Linked DNA regions of Mus musculus: region 2 is linked to region 1. The links are chromatin loops, found by intact Hi-C in ENCODE. Cell type or tissue: left cerebral cortex. All regions are shown on one strand.

What was found. Hi-C counts contacts between places; a loop is a spot of excess contacts. Peaks named below come from ENCODE experiments on the same cell type or tissue, not always from the same donor. Only the 100,000 strongest peaks of a DNase experiment are listed, where the experiment ranks them.
Region 2: a loop joins it to region 1, with 4 times the contacts of the local background. A loop is called at or near these places in 2 of 42 quality-filtered maps.

Annotation. Positions count from the first base shown.
Region 1 is chr2:7,389,651-7,397,650 of GRCm38, reverse strand. It overlaps a transcript of Celf2 not described here. Among named protein-coding and RNA genes, the nearest start is that of 5031426D15Rik, 460 kb to the right of the region's middle. In left cerebral cortex, no CTCF peak of the experiment used is centred here; DNase peaks (open chromatin) are centred at 2,518, 3,246, 3,873, 4,953 and 1 more place; H3K4me3 peaks cover 4,150 bases; H3K27ac peaks cover 7,907 bases.
Region 2 is chr2:8,375,471-8,383,470 of GRCm38, reverse strand. No RefSeq gene overlaps it. Among named protein-coding and RNA genes, the nearest start is that of Gm30904, 34 kb to the right of the region's middle. In left cerebral cortex, a CTCF peak has its summit at 3,027; DNase peaks (open chromatin) are centred at 2,268 and 3,027; H3K27ac peaks cover 3,623 bases.

The DNA of each region.
Region 1 (8,000 bases):
GAAAAATAACAATTAAGAAAAATTATCAAGAAAATTAAACACTATTCTGCCATCAAGAGTAATTTTCTTCTATGTCTTCAGCCAGTGACACAAAAGTATGTATAAGTACATCTGTGTATGTCTAAGTATGTGCTTGCACACATGCATACACATGTTGACCTGTGCAAGTGCACAATCAAGGGTATGGACCAGTAGATGGAGGCCAGAGGACACCCTTAATGCCATTCCTTAGACATAGTCCACTTAGTCTTTTTACAAACAATCTCTTGCTGCCCTACCTAGAACTTGTCAAGTGGAAAGTTCTAGATGGCCAGTGAGCCCTGGACGTCCTCCTCCCTCTGAAGCCCCAGTGTTGGGATTACAAGCATATTTCTCCATGCTCAGTTTATGGCTTATTTTATATACATGCTAAAGGTCAAACTCTGCTTGGCATCATGGAAAAGAAACATTTCGATGACTGGGCTATCTCCTGAGTTCTCAGTGCATCTGTTTTTTCCTAATTGCTATGTGTCTTTGTGGCATGACAGATCATCATGGTCCACTTACCAGGAAGTAGACAGCTTGAGAATTTGGAAGAAGTTAAGTCATATTATAGTATGAAAGGATATCTGGAAATGGAGACACACCCATAGAGGACCCAGAACATACTCAGGCTATGATAGTGTCAATCACAAAGTAGTGTTTAACTCCCTGATCAGAGAGGTAACAATAGGAGGTCTGTTGCAAAGTCCATGTAGGTAATATAATTATTCATGGAAGAGGGATGTCTTTTCTTAGAGTTTTTCTGTGCTACAAACTAGAAACATGCTGTTTTGAGCATCAAGTTTTGCTACTGTTGCTCAAGTTCAAAGTTTTCCTTATCTTGGTTTAAATTTTCAGTATGCATCAAGCTTAGCTCCATGATCTTGAGTTGCTTACCCACTTTATAAACACTAAGATAAGCATCTTTAATTTGATAATGGAAAGTTGTTCCCATGTTTCATCCTTTTTAGAAGTTTCTGGTGCTTTTAGAAACTTGGTTCTAGGCAGGCTTTCGCACCAAGTATCTCAACACTGCAAGCTCAAAAACGAAAGAAAGTCAAAAAGTCCAAGAAGGAATGGGAGCGCTTATAATTTTGACATGTCTTCTGCTGTGTTTAGTAATGTGCTCATGTTTGTGCTGTAAAGGAAAAGATGGGAGACAGTGTTTTAGAGAGGGGAAGAGGGGACAGCAAGGAATACAAAAGATGGCACAAGATAAAAAAATATTAGTAAAGATATAGTTGCAATAAATAACGTTATAAAGTGGGGTAAGAAAGCAAAGCATACTGTAAGCAAAGCCCCAACTCTGTGTGCTCAGCTCCATGGTAAGGAATGGCATGGGAGTGCCCGGAAAGGAGCTGCAGAACACCTTCCCGGTGGTGGTGGTGGTGATGCTCACTTGAGAGGACAAGTGAGACCCAAACAGCAGACAGAATGGTCCCAGCATGCTGGCTGCCTTTTTGTGTTTGAACAGTGGCGGTCAGTCCCAGCCTTGCAGGTAATGGAACCCAGCGGGAAGAAGGGGCGGTACCCAGCGGTGCAGCCTGAACTGAGAGCAAATTTAAATTACTGAGTTTTTTTTTTTTCCCTTTTTTTTTTTTTAATTTTTCTACTCTCTGCGACAAACTGAAAAGATTCCAGCACGCTAATTTAACCACCCTGCTTCTTCTTCTCTACCTCCCCCCTCCCTTGTCTCCCTGCTTCCAGGATAATTAAAAGAGAAACCTGTAAAAGCAACATTCCCGTGAGCGAGTTGGTGCTGCAACGTGCTGGTAAGAAAATGAATTTAATTTTTAATCTTTTTTTTCTTTTTTTGGATTTTCCTTTAAAAAAAAAAGCTGAAGGCTTTGTCTCTCTAATGCTGTCATAAGCGTGGCTTCCCTGCTGTGAGGGGTTAGCCTGTAATGAAAAGGTATAATTGCCTGATGTATGACCTCCGCGCCATGCTTATAACAAGGAATAACGGCATCCCTATGCACCCTGATGATGCTTCTCTCTGCAAACTGACTATTCGATGCCCAGCTGCAGCAAGACTGAGATTGCTCCGCTCTGTCAAGGAGCTGTTTGGTTGTTTGGGGTTGGAGTTTCAGTGTCCTCTCAGAAGTCTTGACTTCCTCAAAGTTGCTGCCTGACAGGTGTTATCATGTATTCTAATAGGACCGGTCCCCATCATAACGTTTTGATGTTTACTTCTTAAACAGGAAATACAAGGATTAAACTTCTTTTGTTTATGGAACAGTATAATTATCACAGACTTCTGTAGTCCAGATAATGAAAGACTGGAGCGAGTGCTCTGTAGAGTGATTTTAATCCCTCTTTATCTGTGACTAGTTAGGGGTTCATTAGACAGTCGTGGAGGAGAGCCTCTATCGTTTGGAGACCTTAAACTTGAGATGCCAACTTGCTTCTTTGAAAGGACAATTTTTAATTCAATCCAATTAAACTCAACAAGTATTTCTCCACACTCTGACTGGAACTGCTTGGGGAGTGCCAGTACCTGTTACTCAGGGACAGGGGAGAAAATGAAACACAGTGTAAATGTCCAGAGGCAGGCTTCTCTCCCGCGTCTAGAACGGGCTTCTTACGATGTTCCTGTGTGCTGACTGTTCGCTGTAGATGAGAGTTCAAGGTTAGCTCTCCGTAGACCATAGCACATCCCTTCTTTAGGTGCATGTGCAGTTTGCTTCTGCTAATTAGTACCTGTCGTCTGTACACTTTAGATTGTAGGCTAATACTGTAGAGAAAAAAAACTGGAAATATTATCACCATTGTCATTACTATCAAACACTATGCATGTCATTTAAAAGTACATCTCAATGTAGGAAGTTTTGATCTTATGCAGATTTGAGTGTCAGAAACAGGAAGGAAGGCACATGGAAATGCTTAGACTTTCTGAGGCTGGCTTAGATCTGGGTCAAGAAACTTAGAAGTGAGGACTTTAAAACTTGCTCTTAAATACATATAAAAACATCGAGGAATATAATTTGCTATCCTCTTCTGTGCTTATAAGCTATGATAGATTTTACTTAGTTTTAAGAAGAAAATGGATTAGCAGAAATAGAATGGGAAGTTTTCAGAAGCAGTAGTTAACAGCTGTCTACCAAGGCCTCTGCTAAAGACTATGTCTCCTGTGGCTGTTTGAAGGTTGTTACCTTTGCATCTTAGAGAGAGTGGGACAGTGCGTCCACTGTTCTCTGAAGCCATTCTGTCTAATTGTGTCATCTCTACATTTAACAGCGCTGAACTTTGCCGCCCTTGGGTCTTCACCAATGCCCCCAGAACCACTTGAAATGTCTAAAAGACTTCAGAACATTAGGAAATGTCAACTGCTAAAATAATGTCTGCCTCTTTACAACGGGAGAAAACGCTGTGGATTTAATAGTTCATTTTTTAAAAATCTGCTCCACACCAGTAACTGTCTGTTAGCAATGTTTCAGTAAGAATTGGAATAATGTGTTGCCCAGTAACAAGTAACCAACTCCATAGTGACTGCATAGAATCAGTGATCTGTGTTCCTTAATTATGAAAAAGGTAAATTCTCCTTAAATGTTCAAATGTTCAAAGTCAGGGTCTTCTTTTTCACAAACTTCTAATTGAATGAACAAATGAAAATGAAGATCAGTAGAGCTCTCCAGAATTTTATTTCTGGCACAAAATAAGAATAGGATTAGATAAGCTGAGCCTCTCCCCTTAACAAGATTTGGAGCACGCAAAGGTCTTCTGTGTGAAAGCTGCCTTCCTCTCTTACTGAACACCATGTAAAACCAGGGCTTTCACTGTGCGACTTTGTCCCTGAACTAGTAACCAACTGATGATTCTGTAGACTTTGGCAACTGAAGGATGCCTCCCTCATTAATAAAACATTGAACAACACTGAAGTCACATTTGCCCTACCCACTTTTCCAGCACATAAGGAACCATCAGTGGCCCCAATTTCCGATCCCTAAACATAGCTGTTAGAGGGTCTTTTATGCTCTCCCTGCTGAAGGGCTGTGACATGACAGTTTCCGAGTTGAAGCTCTTACACAGTATCCCTGCATGTATCATTAGCCCTTGCGGCATGTGGGAATACTTTACACCTTATAATTGCACAGGTGTTGAAGTAGAAAATATCGGATGAAGAGAATGCACATTGTGACTTTTCACACCAACATACAGACGAAATTATCAACATGCCAGAGTGAAAATATAAAGCCCGTACGAAAGCCATAAGAATTATGTCTTACAGATAGGATGAGATGTTTGCAGGATTTATTGTTAAGGATGGACATAGTATCAACCAAACAAGCAGTATGTTCAAATCTGGGAGGCAGGACGGGGGTCAAAAAATTAAAAAGCTGCACCTTGATTGTCAAAATAATTCTGATGTATTGTAAGTTTACCTAGGAAACTAGTAAAGATAATTCAATTGATTAGCCTCGATTAACTTAGTATTGTGTCAAGTGATAAGGAAATTAGGGTTCTCACCTCACTTCCCATATTTGCTTGGGTTATTTTTCTATGTGCATGTATTTCCATTCTCTCTCTCTCTCTTTCGTATGTATATTTGTATTTAAATTGTCAATACAGGTTGACTTCAAACCTGTGTTTACTGGGTATAAAAGAGAAACAAGAAAAGAGATAAGAGACATAGATAAAAATGTAAGGAAACGTGAAACCTCATCTCTACTCCTCCCATTGGTTTTATTGTTTAATTTCCTGAGTCTGTCTCCTCAACTTTAAAAAGAGAGAAGGAATTATTCCATTCAAATAGTGTAGTTGGTTTACTTTATCCATGATGCAAATGAGTAACTCCTGTGAAAAGAAAAAAGCAGGTATGGTAGATTTTTTGTGTCAATGGTCCAAATAAGGAGAGCTGTGAGTGAGTCAATTATAGATCCTGATAGTCACTTCTGCACTGCATTGGTGCAGGCTGGCACCTATCTCTTGGTTTAGATCCTTCCATGCTGACACTGGAATATCCCACAGGATATTCTGGGGAAATATCACAACAAAAGACTGAGTGTCAAGACACAAGCAGTCCTGAACACTGCTGGAACGGCTCTTGCATAGAGCATGGGGTGGGGGATGGAGTACAGATACCGAAATTTTTCATATGCTTTTCAAATGTACTTGAAAATTTTGGTAAGATTTCATTGATAAACAGAACTATGGAACCACCACAATCAAGAGGTAGAAAATAGAAAATAGACATCCAAGCAAAAGTTTCCTGGTATCCGTATACAGACATTGTTTTCCCCTCCATGCCTTTTTGATTGGCTTTCTTTTACTAGATTAATTTGCATAGTACATAATAATAGAAGACTGGAATATTATTTTAATAGATACATTTATTTCTTTTATTTTATTTATATGAGTACACTGTAGCTGTCTTCAGACACACTAGAAAGAGGGCATTGGATTCTATTACAGATGGTTGTGAGCCACCATGTGGTTGCTGGGAATTGAACTCAGGACCTCTAGAAGAGCAGTCAGTGCTCTTAACCTCTGAGCCATCTCTCCAGCCTCCTCTCTGTGCTTCCTTGTGCCATCGTTTGTTTTTTTTGTTTGTTTGGTTTTTTTTTATTCTTTTAACCTTTAAGAGTCATACATAGTTGTACCCATTACTACAAAATAGCATTTCACTGTATGGGTAAACCACATGTTTCTTCACCTAGTATTCCACAGTGCCAACATGTACATCTAAGACAGGGTCTCATGTAGCCCAGGATAGGCCCAATCTCCTTGTATAGCTGAGGATGACCTTGGAGTCTGGTCTTTTTTATACCATGAATGTTGGTATCACAGATCTGTTTTCCCCGCTTAAATACAACAGGGAGTTTTCTCCTAATTTAGGGTTTGTTTGTTTGTTGTTTGTTTTGAGACAGGGTGTCTCTTCATCATTCTAGATGTCCTGGAATTCTCTAAGTAAACGAGGCTGGCCTCAAACTCAGAGATCTGCCTGTCTCTGCTTCTCTGTTTGGGGCTAAAGGCATACCCCACCATATCTGGCCATTCTTCTAAAATTTTTATCTGTAAATTTTACCATTTCATCTCCATCTGTAGATCTATCATGTGTTAAGAGCTACTTTATTGAGATTCATATTTTTCCCATATGAATGGCTAACACTGTCGGTATAAAAACCACTTTCCCCTCTTTAGTTACTTTACATCTTTTACTAGATTAAAACTGAGTTAGTAGGTCAAAACTGAACTACTACTGTGTTATGTATGTGTGTTGGTCTGTAGAAATGTCTCTATCCTGTGGCACATATTTGTGTATCTAACCTTTATTAATTTCTTGTTGTGCTAGTTGCCTTACATTTAGGGTAAAAATTTAAAAACAGATAGTACAAATCATGCCCATTTGCTCTTCTCTCTCAACATTGCTTTGGCTTCTACAAGTTGTTCTCATTTTCCTATGACTTTCAGAATTGTTAGTAAATTCCTACCCCAATAAAAGTGCTGTTGAAATTCTTCAGAATTCCCTGGAATATGTAGTTGAGTTGTAGAGTGGATGGCTGTACTGACGTATGTCTGCATCACAGTTACTTTGCTGCTGCCCATGAATTTATTGGTTTTTGATTTTTGTTTTCATTCCAGAGATGGACTATAATTTTGAGTATAAGTATTTCTCCAACTTTATTAGATTTATCTCTTAGTATAACAGAGGCATAAGTATTGTTTAAATACAAACTGTACTTTTATCTTATTTTCTGTTTTTACTAATTTGCTATCATGCTATCCTTCATTCATCATGCATGCTTCCTATTTTCTCTAGTGCAATACCATTTTCCTCAGATTTTATTCTTGTTCATTAACCAACCTTTAAAAATTACATTTCAATTTTCTTTTGTTTTCTACTTATATCCTTGCGTTATTTTGACTGCTTTAGGATTAGCACATATATTTAAACTTAATGTAATCCATGTGTCAGTATATTTCTTTTGATCACATTTTCTATTGGTCAGATTTTAAACTATTTAATATGTCCATATATATACATGTATGTGTATATGTAACATTCATATATATTACAAGCTCACCAATATATTATTAATTATTTACTTTCAATTCTTGTATTCTTTTAAAGAATTGAAATGAAATACAGATTTTATGTAACCCAAACTCATTTTTCTTTCCATACTTGGAATACAGCTCTACTAGTAAGAAAGTTACTCTTGGTTTACCTGAAATATTTCAGTTTCCTCTTGGGTTTGAAAATATAGCTTCAGTGAGTGAAGATGTCGTCATTAGCGACCTCTTCTGCTGCCGCTTTCACATTCCAATGTCAACTGAATTTCACAGTTTCTTAGGAATCCAAAATCAGTTCAAGCCCCTCCCAGCAATTTCCTGTGTGTGGCTTCCCTGAGTTGAGATTGTGTTTAAGCTTTCATTTCAGCAGTTAAAACTGCAGTATGTTTAGGAATGACTTTCTTTGTTTCAACCCCACATGAAGCTCACTGGCTTATCTAGACCTAGATTTAATGTCTGGGGAGAAATTGTGCCACATTGTAAAATGCTATCGTCATTTTTATATTTCCTGTTCTTCATAAGCAAACTTGACATAGTCTCCCATAGGTTCCTAACGTTCCCATTTATCCACCCTCTTTCCTCTGTCTTCCAAACTGAGTAATCTATGTTGATAGATCTTTAATGTTATGAGTCTTTATCATTTCCTATTTGTTCTCTAGCCCTGATGAAGTTTTGATTTATTACTGGTTTCAATTAGATTGTTTTTTCTTTGTTTGTTTGTTTTATATTCCTTAAGTTTTCAATAACGATACTATTCATCCTTTAATTATCTGAACTTGTGTATTATAGCTGTGAAAAACCTTTTGTCGGCTAACTCTAGCCCCTGGGAAGTCAGTTCCTCTGTCCTGTCTCTGCTCTTCTCTGTTTGTCACTCTTTTATGTTTATATGCATGTCTGGTTTGTTTTGTTATAAACTTGATATTACAGATTATATAATTCTGTGACAACTTATTTCACGAGCCTTC
Region 2 (8,000 bases), 990 kb before region 1:
ACTACAAACAGTTCTACTAAGTGGGGACCAAGTATTCAAGCATATATGCATATGCAGTCAGTAAAAATTCAAACAACCACATGCACATAGCTAGAGAGTGTGGTACACATATATAATCCTAACACCTTGGAAGAAGAAGAGATAGGTTCTTAGGTTAAGTCAGATTTGGCTATGTGATGATACTGTATCTAGTAAATGGATATCATTTTAATTCCTTGAGATTTTGAGTTTTTATAAGCCTGGAGGCCTTGGAACACTACCGATACAATCATAAAGAGTGGATACATGTCTCTTATTGGCAGGAGAGTTTCTTGAACAAATCCTGGGAATTTATAAGGAAGTGAAAACAGCATTGGTAGAACATTAGGCATTCACAAAATGAAGGCAGGGTGAGTGTAGTAAAGAAATACAAAATCTAGCACATACCTTGGTTTGTGTTGTAGGGAAGTTATGCTTTGAATGTTGGTGATCATGCCTCGAAATTTATTCTTTTCCTGAATTTCTCTGCAATGCTATGATTCTGTATTTATTCTTAAGAGGGGGATGACATTGTTTCTGTTTCCAAAAAAACCATGTAAATTGGTGTGTATTAAATTACCTTCTTTAATTATATAATTTCAGATCATTGAGAGGCATATTTTTCATATGCATACACATGAGAATTTTTTCTAAACTGACTTTGTCTTGGCGTTATAATCTTTCATATAAGCAGGCATAACTTAGACTCTGAGAATGCCATCTGATTTGTTATTTTGTTTATTGTTATATTCTTTTCATTAGCATCCCTCTAACTCTTTAATTGGAAAGGCACCCAAGTCTAATTCTCCAATAATGTATTTACAAAATTCCAAAGATTTCTCGTTCCTCTCTCTGCATGTTTCATATGTGTATATGTGTTCTTTGCATTTTCTGATGGTCATTATGAAATATATTTATATTTTCTGTTCTTGGGCATGGCTGTGTAGCTTTCCATTGTGAAAGTCACTTTTGTTTTTAAGCACGTTCTTTGAGCAACTTGACAAATGTTTTTTACTCTAGAAGAATTTATACAGAAAAATTATAAAATTATTATTGTTTATATAAGTGTGTTTACCTATAACATATGTGATATATTGTCTAAATACATGTTTTGGAGCCGATTCAAACAAAAGGCGACAATGTCACAAGAAAAAGTAGACAATATTGCAAGAAGGTTAAAAAAGAAAGAAGCCATCTTTGGGGCTGTAGAAATGGCTTAGAGGTTAAAAAAACTAGCTGCACTTGTAGAGGACCCATGTTGGTTCTTAGTACAAAGTGATGAGCTAACAATAATTTCTAAGCTCAGATCCAAAAGATTTGATGTTCTTTACTAGACTCTGTTCTTTAAAGACTCTGTTCTTTACCCCCCCCCCCCACACACACACACAAACGCAGTGCACATGTATACATACAAGCAAAATACTCATACACATAGAAAATGAAAATGAATACTGACAAAAAGGAAGGAGTGAAATCTTGGGAGCCATGCATTTCTTGGTTACATTTCAAGTTTATGTCTCAGCTATAAGAGGAGAGGGAGAGAGAGATGACACAGTGATTATCGGAACATACTGTTCTTGCAAAGGACCCTAGTTCAGTTCTCAGCACTCATATATGGTATCCAGACCCACCTGTAACTTCAACTCCACAGATTTTGATGCTAAAGTAGATAGAAAATATTTAATTCAGTTAGGTGACTGTGGGAATAATTTGAATAAGAAATTGAGTAAATTAATTCATTTTCAGTGTGGTTACAAATATTTGTTTTAGAATAAAATTTTATTCCAAATTGTCTCTCATACAATGTCTTTTCTATCTCTCCCTTACCCTCTCTAGTGCTCTCTCTCTGTCTCTGTCTCTGTCTCTCTGTCTCTCTCTCTCTGTGTATGTAAGTGTATTCACATTTCTTTAGAAATGTCATGTTATAGATTTCATTTTAAATATTGTCTACAGTGAAAAAAATAAAATCATACTTAACTCTAAGTCCTAGAAAAAAAGCCCTACATTTATATACAAGAAAACCTTTTATATACAAGTAGTACATCTAAGACTCAACAACCCATCTGTTACTAGGAAACTTGTTGACTTGTCATCCAATGCAGAATAGTAACATAATATAGTTGGAATGTAGTTCTGCCTAACATGATGTCTATGTAACTTCTACCACTATTGAATGGAAGATTCCAAAGTAGGGTGATGATGCAGGTATCAGATAAGGAACAGGTTGGTTCTCTTTCTATGGTTCTAATCTCTCCAACAAAGCCAGCTGATACTTCAGTTTGAGCCACTACTTTCCCTGAAGTTTCCCATACAACACTATAAACCTTTCAGAGTTGCTTTGTTATGTTAGAAGAGGCCAGAATAAAAGAAGCCTCAGCCCCTTCTTCTTATATACATTTCCTTTCCCTTTAAAAACCAGTTGCCCTTTTTGTACTTTATTTCAAAATGTTTCCCCAGTTTAACATTTCCTGGTAACAGATGGGTTCTTGAGTCTTAGATGTACTACTTGTATATAAAGGGTTTTCTTGTATATAAATGTAGGGCTTTTTTCTAGGACTTACAGTTAAATATGATTTTATTTTTTCACTGTAGACAATATTTAAAATGAAATCTATAACATGACATTTCTAAAGAAATGTGAATACATTTACATACACATAATTGTACTGAAACATCAGTACAATTGAAAATCTATGACCAGATAAACAGAAATTTATCCAATCTGTGATTGTTCCCCATAACTCTGATTCTTTATTGCATAAGGATCAAGTTGTATGTATGAAATATAACTAAAATTGTAATTGAGTAAATCACATCTAACAATAAACAGAATAACAGAATTATAAGCAATAAGATGCATTTTGAAGGGGAAAAAGGAAAGAAAAACCTAGCCTGCTAATGTTCAGTATCATCTTAGCATTGTATCTAGGAGAGTATTGGTCATAGAAGGAAGGGCCTATGGTGTTGCAGAAGATGCACAGTCATTACCTGGGTGATGATGGACCATAGAGGGAGCTGTTGCTCAAGGCATGGCAACCCATTTAGCATTACAGTGAAATTTTCACTGAAACAGAGTACTTTTAAAGCCTCACTTCTAAAACCTAAATTTATAGCTGAAATGTGAAGTAAAATGTCAGCGAGGTTGGTATTTTTGGAAGGAAATTATAATAAAAATTATCTCTCACCTTTTTGCTGAGAAATTTTTTCATGGGAAAAAATGTCTTTTATTATTCCAAACAAAAATATCTTTAAGAAGATGGAAATAATTCTGCATTGTTTTTGCCTGACATTGTACCCACTTTCATACTGATGGGATTTATTGGAAAGAACATAATCTTTAAATTTGAATTACATATACCTGTAGCAACTATATAAATTATCTTCAAAGCACCGACTTTTAAAATCATTTCATGGTATTTGGAAATCATAAATTTATGAATTAAGTGATAGTTGGCAGAGAAAAAACATGTTGCAGTAGGTCAAAATCATGGTGATTTATGGTTCTATAATCATCATAAAAATTCATTACACATATAAGACAAAGAAACATTTGGCTGGTGACAGAAACTGAAGACAAACAGCTTTCTGAAGTAATTGAACGTATAATCTGAATGTGTGCCACCTGGTTAGTTGAGAATTAGCCAACATGAATAATAACACTTCTTAAGAATGTACCCCATCAATTAGTATTAAAATGTGAGCTGCCACATGGATTGACACATTATGTGACAAAACTTAAAATAGCTTGTAAACTAGTATTCTCATGAAAGTCCTCGCCAGTGCCCCGAGGTAAACATAAATTCTATGATTGTGGACAACAGCTAAGACATCATTATTAATAGTCTTGTATTTTCTGTTGCAATTCAGAGGAGCATCTGAGAAGTGCACACAAAGCTTCCAGAAGACATAAACTTCAACTGCGTATGCCCTAGTGTCTTGATAGTTGAGGAACTTTGGAAGCATCATTTTTTTATTTTGTTTATTTTTTATTAGGTATTTATTTCATTTACATTTCCAATGCTATCCCAAAAGTCCCCTACCCACTCACTCCCACTTCTTGGCCCTGGCGTTCCCCTGTACTGAGGCAGATAAAGTTTGCATGACCAATGGGCCTCTTTCCACTGATGGCCAACTAGGCCATCTTTTGATACATATGCAGCTAGAGACACAAGCTCTGGGGGGGTACTGGCTAGTTCATATTGTTGTTCCACCTATAGGGTTGCAGACCCCTTTAGCTCCTTGGGTACTTTCTCTAGCTCCTCCATTGGGGGCCCTGTGATCCAGCCAATAGCTGACTGTGAGCATCCACTTCTGTGTTTGCTAGGCCCCGGCTTAGTCTCACAAGAGACAACTATATCTGGGTCCTTTCAGCAAAATCTTGCTAGTGTATGCAATGGTGTCAGCATTTGGAGGCTGATTATGGGATGGATCCCGGGATATGGAAGTCTCTAAATGGTCCATCCTTTCGTCTCAGCTCCAAACTGTGTGTCTGTAACTCCTTCCATGGGTGTTTTGTTAAACTGTATTCTCGTTCTTTGCTTGTTTGTTTGTTTACTTTAGGCATGCCAGATGTGTCGTCATTGACAGTTAGCTTCCGAGTGCAAAAGCTCTGTGATGTGGGCCGCATTGTTTTGCTAATCATCTTTCCATATTAGTAGAGAAAGGGCAGCTTTATGCTCCATTTATGATGTGACATTTTGATGATTTCTCATTAAAGCTCTCTGAAGGCTGTTATGTAGTCTTGTATATATACGTGTGTGCGTGTGTATGTATGTGGGTGTAATTATTGAAGAGAATATTAAATAAGAATATATGAGACATATGAGACATGAGATAGTCTTATTAAATGAGGATATCTTACGCGCGTTCGCAACCGGCCAGGAAAGACGCAACAAGCCAGAATCTTCTGCAGCAAAGCTTTATTGCTTACTCAGGAGCAAGAGAGGAAGAGCGTGGCAGAGAGAGGCAGAGAGAAAGAGAGAGAGAGAGGCAGAGAGAGAGGCAGAGAGAGGGGCAGAGAGGGAGAGAAAGAGACGAAGAGGCGAAGAGACGAAGAGGCGAAGAGGCGAAGAGGCGAAGAGAGGGAGTGCCAGAACCCTGTGCCTTTTAAGGAGAATTATCCTCCACGTAGGACGTGTCACTCCCTGATTGGCTGCAGCCCATCGGCCCAGTTGTCATCACGAGAAAGGCAGAGCACATGGCGGGAAAACTGCCCCTGCACATGTGCAGATTATTTACTACTTAGAACACAGCTGTCAGCGCTATCTTGTAATGGTAAATGTGAGTGCGGCTCCCCACATCTCCCCCTTTCCTTTTAATAAGAGCAATAGGCCACCCATATTATTGAGAGTGGAGATAGAGGTCAAATCCCCAGTGTGCAGGTAAAGGAGCTGTACACATAACCCCCTTCCAGGCTCATCACCCAGAGGGGTCCTGGTCTGGTCCCGTGTCGTTTTTCCTGGGGAGAAGGACGCTTGGACACTCAACCTTCTTGAAAATTGACATGTCTCCCTAGAATAGGCTCATATATGCCGCAGGGCCCTTCTACTGCAGTGCTTAGCCGTGCAACTCTCTCGGGTTGCTGAAGCACACTCACTCTATCCCGTGCAATGAGACTAGCCTCGTGGGGTGCAAGAGCGGAGTGGCCAGTGACCTATTGCTTAAGCATAGATATATCAGGGGAAGCACCATGTTCTAGAGCTGCAAGTGCCTGGGCAATAACCACCTTGTCTCTCCTAGTTTGGGCCTTAAGCTTACAGACCAACCAAAGAAGCAACACTAATCCACAGCAAAGTGTATCTACAAATAATCCCACCCCCACCCATTCTTTAAAGAAGGAAAATGATGAGGAGATCCAATTGGGTAATCCTTTGGTCAGGGACAGGTCCAAGCAAGTGGAGTTGACCTGAATGATGGCAATTCCCGAAGGGTCTGTTCAAATTCAGCCGTCCAATTCTGTAACATATACTGAGAAAGACTTTTTAACAAATTAGCTGCCCTAGTAAATTTCTCATACTGAATGGAAGTAACGCACAATCCCAGAAACTTTTGTTCACATCCCAGCTGAGCTATTTGCCATAATACATCTAGTTGTTCCTGGACAAGATCTATGCGTTGATTCATTTCTGCCCATGGAGCATTTTTGAGATTGGAGGATGGCGGCCGCTAAGCCTGCATTGGTGAGAGGTCTCCCAAGCTCCCGACAAACCCTGAGCCAGTCTTGTAAACCTTTGTTCTTTCTTGGGGCTATGGCCGCTCGGCATTCCTGCGTGGCTTGCTCATAAATGAGTTGTTCTACCAGAGGTGCGGCTTGCTCTGAATCTGCGAAAATACGCTCTGCTGCCTCTGTCATTCTGGCCACAAAATCTGAGAAGGACTCCTGGGGTTTCTGGACAATCTTTGTTAGTTGTCCAGTGGCTTCACCTGCTCGAAAGAGCGCCTTCCAGGCCCTAATAGCCTTTTCATCTGATTCAGAACTACTAAGAACTGGCTCCTTGAGCTCTTCTAGTGATGAGTATAGGCTCCTTCTCCTAGAGACCTCCGCTGATTGATCTTTTTTCTTTTCTTTTTCCTTCTTCTTCCTTCCAATCTCTCCCCAGGTATTTTTCCCTGACCCAAACTTTTCCTCGGGTTCAAGACCCTTGGAAAGGCCTGTATACTTATTTTGTGCACCATATTTCCTCTTTGCTCCTACCCTCTCTCCCCGCTTTACTTCTGATAGATTGCCCTGAATTTCATCCAGAATTTTCAGCCCTGCCTTAACCACTTGATAACATGTGAAAAGGAACAAAAAGGCTCCTAACACTGGAGAAAGTTCAAGGCCAAACATACCTTGTAAAGCTATTTCCCGCTTTACTTCTGATAGACTGTCTTGAATTTCGTTAGAAAGTTCAAGGCCAGACCTACCTTGTAAAGCTATTTCCCACTTCTGATAGACTGTCTTGAATTTCGTTAGAAAGTTCAAGGCCAGACCTACCTTGTAAAGCTATTTCCCACTTTACTTCTGATAGACTGTCTTGAATTTCATTAGAAAGTTCAAGGCCAGACCTACCTTGTAAAGCTGTACTTACGGGTACCCCTGTTCCCCAGCTGAAGAGTTCTGAATCCATGCTGGATCCTTCTCAACAGTCTGTTTTACGGGAACCTTTATGACCGTGACCAGCAGTTCTGGTTCCGGAATGTGGGATCTTCCTTGCGCCGGTGATGGTAACTCCCGGGTTTCGGCACCAACCCTTATGCGCGTTCGCAACCGGCCAGGAAAGATGCAACAAGCCAGAATCTTCTGCGGCAAAGCTTTATTGCTTACTCAGGAGCAAGAGAGGAAGAGCATGGCAGAGAGAGGCAGAGAGGAAGAGAGAGAGTGACGCAGAGAGAGAGGCAGAGAGAGGGGCAGAGAGGGAGAGAAAGAGACAAAGAGGTGAAGAGGCGAAGAGAGGGAGTGCCAGAACCCCGTCCCTTTTAAGGAGAATTATCCTCTGCCTAGGACATGTCACTCCCTGATTGGCTGCAGCCCATCGGCCCAGTTGTCATCACGAGAAAGGCAGAGCACCTGGCGGGAAAACTGCCCCTGCACATGTGCAGATTATTTACTACTTAGAACACAGCTGTCAGTGCCATCTTGTAGTGGCAAATGTGAGTGCAGCTCCCCACAAGGATATATTTTTCTAATTATTAAATTTTTGTTTTTAAATTCTGGTTTTAGAAATGGCTCATGATAATATGATGAGCATGATCATCTATGGCCAAAGGTGCAGTGTTTTCAATATTTTATTATGTTATTTTTTTATAGCATTCCCATGTGGTAGAAGAAAACATTCATGGGTGGATGGTTTTAATAATATTGTCAAATCAGTGAAGGAATATACTGAAATGTATGGCGCAGTGTTCCTTTATTTTCTTTAATACAAATCTTTCACAATACATCAGATAAAACATACCATTTATTTTCATATTGATAAGAAAGCCCCAGATAAAAATGCAGA